2 separate regions of the Homo sapiens genome follow, and region 1 is linked to region 2. Evidence: chromatin contacts called from ENCODE Hi-C or POLR2A ChIA-PET data. All regions are on one chromosome and are shown on one strand. The core of a region is the stretch at or near the end of the contact, and the rest is flanking DNA. Distances in the headings are between cores, read along the strand shown. Region 1 has its middle 170 kb from the start of LINC02871. Region 2 has its middle 92 kb from the start of LINC02871.

What was found. Hi-C counts contacts between places; a loop is a spot of excess contacts on that map. ChIA-PET counts read pairs that join two places held with the same protein, here RNA polymerase II (POLR2A). Pooled maps may share reads with other maps.
Region 1: a loop to region 2 is called in a map of heart left ventricle, with 1.9 times the contacts of the local background. The contact joins two enhancer-like sites. A Hi-C loop is called at or near these places in 6 of 168 maps with a recorded cell type or tissue (ascending aorta, cardiac septum, endothelial cell of umbilical vein and 2 more) and 2 of 50 pooled maps. POLR2A ChIA-PET finds 5 or more read pairs at or near these places in 1 of 52 experiments (MCF 10A).

What each region holds. Positions count from the first base shown.
Region 1 is chr20:11,193,326-11,196,757 of GRCh38, reverse strand. No RefSeq gene overlaps it. Among named protein-coding and RNA genes, the nearest start is that of LINC02871, 170 kb to the right of the region's middle. Within about 2 kb of position 1,442, at least 8 of the 41 ENCODE cell types and tissues checked have a DNase peak (open chromatin) inside an H3K27ac peak, as active enhancers do.
Region 2 is chr20:11,116,386-11,119,719 of GRCh38, reverse strand. No RefSeq gene overlaps it. Among named protein-coding and RNA genes, the nearest start is that of LINC02871, 92 kb to the right of the region's middle. Within about 2 kb of position 1,764, at least 2 of the 41 ENCODE cell types and tissues checked have a DNase peak (open chromatin) inside an H3K27ac peak, as active enhancers do.

The DNA of each region.
Region 1 (3,432 bases), core at 193-2,692, 77 kb before region 2:
GTGGCTGGCACCAGTGTGCACCTGGTAGGCCTGCATGTCCCTGGGACTACCTTTTAATCAGGCCAAAACCCTAAATAGGCCCCGCCATCCAGCCACCAGCATCCCTCAGTAGCCTTCAGATTGATACAGAGCTGGTCATTATTTAGAAAGGAAAAAAACTCATTTAGGCCTCTCTGTCTCCTCTCTGCATGCTTATTATTGTAGGTGCAAAATAAAATATGAAAAAGGAAAACCAAAGGCTTGCTCATCCTCTATGACTCTACAGGGGAATTCCAATCACAGGCAGAACACCCTGTCCCTTCCTCCCACCTTTTCCACCCAGCAGAGGAGGAGGAACTGGCCTTGGGGAGCGAATCATTTTCCTGTTCCACTATCTGTAAGCACATTTTCCAGATCAGTCCTGACTTTCCAATTTCAGAAATCCTCCACATCCAAATGAGGTCCAGTATTGGACCAGCCTCACAATGGACTTCCTACTTCTCATAGGTAAAATGTTCGTCTGCCTGAAAGGAAGCGATAGAGAGAACATGCACACTGTTGGCCAATAAACAGAGCTGCGCTCATGGCAGCTTGGTTTGGGGGGGGGGCGGGGGTCAGGCAGTTATTTTCCATGGGCTGTTAAACAGGAAACTTCGCTGCAGTTAATGTAGCAGGAGAGTTTGGCTAGTCTCTGAAATAAACTTTTGAGAGCCCTTAAGATAACTGTCGCTCACCTTCCAGACTCATTAATCATCGGCAAACTGAAGCTATCCAGTTAGGAGGAAATGAAGAGAGGGCTGTAGAATTCATGTCAAACAGATCATGCTCTTGAACTGGCACCAAACTCCAGAAACTCCAGTGAGAGGCAAATTGTAAGCCAAGGTGCCAAGTTAAATCCTAGCACTGTGATTGTGTGTGTGTGTGCTCGCACATGTGTGTGAGAGAGAGACAGAGACAGAAAGACAGAGAAATATAGAGTGTGTATACTCTATAGAAGTATAGAGTGTGTGTGTGTGTGTGCATGTGTGTGTGTGAGAGAGAGACAGAGAGGAGGGGAAGAGAGAGGATTGAAGACTAAAGAAATAACATGCCTCTGAGATCAAACACTTAAGACCTCAACTCTCAATTCGCTTTCCTTTACTCCCATCTCCAATGAGAATATATTACCCTGTCTGGGGGAAATAGAGTGAAAAGGTGGGAGAGACACAAAAAGAAATAAAGCTACAGAGTCCTGTGTTCCTGACTTCCTCAGAGAGCAAGGTAGATCTTGAAGGACTTCATTTTTCTCCATTAACTTTTATGAAGCCTGACTTGGCTGTAATGTTGTGTAAATGCCAGCCAGTTTCCAGCCAGGCTTTTCCAAGTGCGTCTAATTGCCCACTTTATCACAGGCACTATCAGGTAAATGGTGTTCCACCTCCGCTGGGCCTGCCTGAGGTTGACACTCAGGACTTGTCAGGCAATGGATCACAGAGCCGGCATGGGGGCCCCTCGCCCTGCATTCCTGCATGGGGGTGACAGTAAATTATGACATCTGCCAGGAAGATCAGAACACGGCTGTGCTACCGGATGCACCTAAGCTACACAACTAGGAAGGCTTTTAGGATGTGACTAGAGATGTGTCTGAAAGCTCTTAAAGGGACAAAGAGCCTCTTTCCCCAGCAACAGTGCAGCAGAGATGATCCCTGAACATTTACTTTTCCCTTTGATGATGCTTAATGACCTATTTTTATGTTTGAGTGAATAATGCTGCCTTGCAGTTGTAAAGGGCTCCAGAGTTTAAGTTGCACTTATATCCATCCTCCCAAGATCCTCAGAACCACCCAGAGGGACAGTCAGCATCATGCCCATTGTCCAGGATGAAAAAAAACAACTGAGATCTCAGCAGGCTGAGTGATTTGGCTTGGGTCAAAAAGAACATGAGAGTGCTGTGGCTAGGCCTCAAACCTAGATCTCAAACCCCAAAACATGTGTTGTTTGCTTTACCAAGATTTTTCGCTCCAAAAGTGTTACTGCTTATTGTAGCTTTGGAAGTATGGATTATATTGTTGTACATGTATAGCTTCTATCTTACGTCTTCACAGGACTGACACTGAAGCTTAATATCAAAACAAAACCAAATGTTTTAAACAAGAACAAGAAAGCACACCAAAAATCAAGAGGCAAAAATGAGATAATCTCATTTCAGTGAATTTTCACACAAAAAAATTGTCAACCTATAAGTTTGTAAAGAGAAAAGGGGGTAGGTTCATAGGTGTAAATACCATAAATGCTGACCTAAAATGGCCAAACAACTCTATTTGGTTATAATACAAATTGCTCATTGGAGGCCTGAGGCTCAACATTCAAGACTGTATGCCTGGCACCTTGACTTGTAAATGAGAGACAGACTTTTGACCAGTCAACTCTACACAAAAAGTGGATGATGCAAAGGCACCAAATTTGAATTCATTCCCTTCATGATGTCTTATTTGTTGATGACCCTGAGCAAGTCATCTAACTTCTCTGGGCGTAATTTTCTCACCTTAAAATGTGGATAAAACTACTTAGCTTGTAGAACTGTAGTAAGGACTAAATGAGGTAGTGGATACTTAAGCACTTTGTAAATTATACAGTAAAATTATTTTCAGTAGAAATCACCTGGTATTTATTGAAACTTGTGCCATGCCCTTGGGGATTAAAAAAGAAAGTGTCAGTAATGATTTTATTCTGCATTCAGCCATCATTTATTGAGCACTTGGTATATGCAAGGTGCTCTAATAACAACACTGGGATCCTCTAAATAGAACACTACATGATCATGGAGAGTAGAAGTTAAGTTGGTCAAGGTCAAAGCTACTCCAGATGTATGGATAGGTCTGTATTTCTTTCTTCCAAAATTTATTGAATAGCCACCTGCTATAATAAATTTATAAAACAATGTCTGATATATGGTGTGTGTATGTACATGCACACAGATACAAATAGATTATATTACATTGTGATATATGTCATGACAAAATAATTTTATGAGCCTATTTAAATGATAAAATTTTCTGAAAAAGAAGTTCCAGAAATTTTAATAGAGGCTTTTTGTTCTACAACTGAAACTATTTATACATAAATGCCAAATATTTCCTAATAATGGTTCAACATATAATGGCTCAGATAATGTTTTTCCTCACTGTAGATTTTGGCAATATTGGAGAGAAGTAAATAAATGGATACACTTAACTTAAGTGACCAGGGAATGGAAAAGCTGACAAGTCATAGTAAGCTTGTATGACTGGTAGAATGAGGTTGGTTCACCACAACTAGAAGCCATAAGAATCCTAGCAGAAAAATATGAATGGATGTGGCATCTTCTAGCCTTTCTTGAGTCACAGTCACTATTTCAAAACACTAGTAAAAAACCACCTCAAATACCTAGTGAAGATTTTGAAATACAGTGTGTGTGTGTGTGTGTGTGTGTTT
Region 2 (3,334 bases), core at 515-3,014:
ATTTAATTTAATGCAGAAATACTCTATGTCACTTCCAATAAAAGCAAAAAGGAAAGGGAGATTCACACACTAACTTATCAAGGATGGCAGCTCATGCTGGTGTTTGGAATAGTTTGGAGGTATTGTTTTGTTTACAGAGCCTTCAAGTTCAAAGGAAGGTACATGAGACTGATTAGAATGGCCTCCACAGATCTGTTTTCCAAATAGAAAACATATGCCCTTATGGGGTGAGCTCTTCATTCCCAGCTACAAGTGAATTTGAAAACAGTTTGACTCTGAGGAAGAAGAATGCAATATTCCTTACATAATACCTTTCTGAGGTAGGTCCAGGACAAACTCCTGATGGCCAAGGTAAAAATCATACTAAGTGTCACCAAAGGCTTTGACCTGGTGCTCATGCCAAGAGGAGCCTAAGACACATTCGTATTCAGTCCTCTGCAGATTCTTCAAGGTGAAAACACTGATGCCTATAAAAATTACGTGATTAGACCTAAAACCACAAACAAATCCATGGCCAAGTTGAAACTCTAACGCTGGTGTCTTGATTTATGACTCAATACTTAATATTACGTCATGCTGGACATTAGAATACATTTTTAAAACTTCATTTAGGGAAGACATTGGGAAAAAATAAACTCTCTTACTCTCTAACAAGACTGAAAAGGTATAGAGATAAGTCATGTTTTATTTAATAGAGAGGAAATCCTTATATATGAGTCAAGTTAATATTTTTCTGTGATTCACAGAAGATTCCAGGTGCAAGTAAGATGAATTGTCTCTTGTTTTCCAGTAGAATATTTTCATCCTTTTCCATGTAAGCATGAGTAATATTCAAAATTAACTGAATTGTTTTGTTCTGGCTAAATGCAGGAATGTCATTCTGTAAAAATATGTACTATGAAAAATAAAGATATTAATGATAAATTGGCCAGTCATGAGCTCTTGTCTGTATACAATAAACTGAAAATAAGTGTGAAAATACAGTGCTTTTTAAGTATGTGATTTTTTGAATGAAATAATAATGATTTTGAGTCATTTAAAAGCACTAATTTTGAAAGAAATGAACTTTTCATGGCAGTTTTGGGCATCTGAAAAGTAAGTTCATGGTTTACATCCCATTCTTTTGTAAGGCACCTTCTGGCCCATCTTTTTAAGAGGTGTTTGAGGGATCTGAATCTCTCTTTGGATCTGTAATACATTATAGTCTGCTGATAAGCATCCTATAATTTTTTACTGCATCATTACAAAAAAAAATTGGGGGCAAAGTAGACATTTAAAATAAAGTTTTGTTACTCGAAAACAGACAGTCTCCATCCTCATTCTGAGTAATGTCTGCCTCTATTCAGTTCAACAGCCCACAAAGAGAGTAATAGACAAAGACATGCCAGATTTTAAAAATCACACTCTGAAACCATACCTAGTGGAGAAGCCCAGAAACTGCTTCACTGAACAATGTACTTCTGAAAATATGTTGAAAGGTGGAGTACTATTTTATTTCATTGCTTTTTTCCCCCCTTTCAAAATTTGTATACCAAGTTCCCTTATTTAATAAAGACCTCAGGGCCTTCAAAAATTGATTTGTTTGGCTTTGGCCATGGAGACACTCCGGGCTTTTCCCAGTTCAGATCCTGAAGAGATTCATGTTGACTCAAAAGCCAACTTTCTTTGGCAGATCCCCTACTGGACTCAGCCTTTGTCCTTGCCAGTACCCCCTGGCCCACACTGATGATATCACTCTGAGTCACACACAGGCTTCACATACATGGCTCAGACACAACAATGATGCTGCTGATGACAACCCCACTGTTAATAATCTGTTCACATGGTGATATGAAGCATTACCTGGCTCTGTGTGTTAACAATTAAAACTTGTTTGGTTTTGCTTAAGCACAGACTATCTAGGATTAGACTAAGCATGCTGTTGCTTTCTCTATCTTATCTCTATCTTTGTCATGCATCCTTGGCCAACATATAGGAGAAATCTTTTTGGACATCTTTTAGCCTTTGATTGACCTCTTCTGGCTAAATTAACATGTCTAGGACAAACACAGGTTATGTTTGACACCATTTCTCCTTGAGGCATGAAGATGTACCTCAATGATGAAAGATGAGTATAAACTAACCTTCACAAGCCTTCTCTTGAAGATGTACTACATTGTTGTGGAGTTTCTGTTTAATTGTGCCTGATAATTATATTGCTGAAATGCTTTGCCGAGAAATTTCAAAAGAAGAACTGTGCTCTACAGACTTTATGTCAACAGTTTTTTTTGTATTTCCATGTATGTTTGAACTAAGAACAACACTGGAATTTTCCAAAACTCCATACCAGTGAATGCATGGAGTTACATAGTGACTATTATAGTGTTTGCAAGGTTTTAATGCTAATTATTGCATTTAAGAAGGCATATGTGGAAAGCTGAAACTGGATCCCTTCCTTACACCTTATACAAAAATTAATTCAAGATGGATTAAAGACTTAAATGTTAGAGCTAAAACCATAAAAACCCTAGAAGAAAACCTAGGTAATATCATTCAGGACATAGGCATGGGCAAGGACTTCATGTCTAAAACACCAAAAGCAATGGCAACAAAAGCCAAAATTGACAAATGGGATCTAATGAAACTAAAGAGCTTCTGCACGGCAAAAGAAACTACCATCAGAGTGAATAGGCAACCTACAGAATGGGAGAAAATTTTTGCAATCTACTCATCTGACAAGGGGCTAATATCCAGAATCTACAATGAACTCAAACAAATTTACAAGAAAAAAACAAACAACCCCATCAACAAGTTGGTGAAAGATATGAACAGACACTTCTCAAAAGAAGACATTTATGCAGCCAAAAGACACATGAAAAAATGCTCATCATCACTGACCATCAGAGAAATGCAAATCAAAACCACAATGAGATACCATCTCACACCAGTTAGAATGGCGATCATTAAAAAGTCAGGAAACAACAGGTCCTGGAGAGGATGTGGAGAAATAGGAACACTTTTACACTGTTGGTGGGACTGTAAACTAGTTCAACCATTGTGGAAGACAGTGTGGCGATTCCTCAGGGATCTAGAACTAGAAATACCATTTGACCCAGCCATCCCATTACTGGGTATATACCCAAAGGATTACAAATCATGCTGCTATAAAGACACATGCACACGTATGTTTATTGCGGCACTATTCACAATAGCAAAGACATGGAACCAACCCAAATGTCCAACAATGATAGACTGGATTAAGAAAATGTGGCACATATACACCATAGAATTCTATGCAGCCATAAAAAATGATGAGTTCATGTCCTTTGTAGGGACATGGATGAAGCTGGAAACC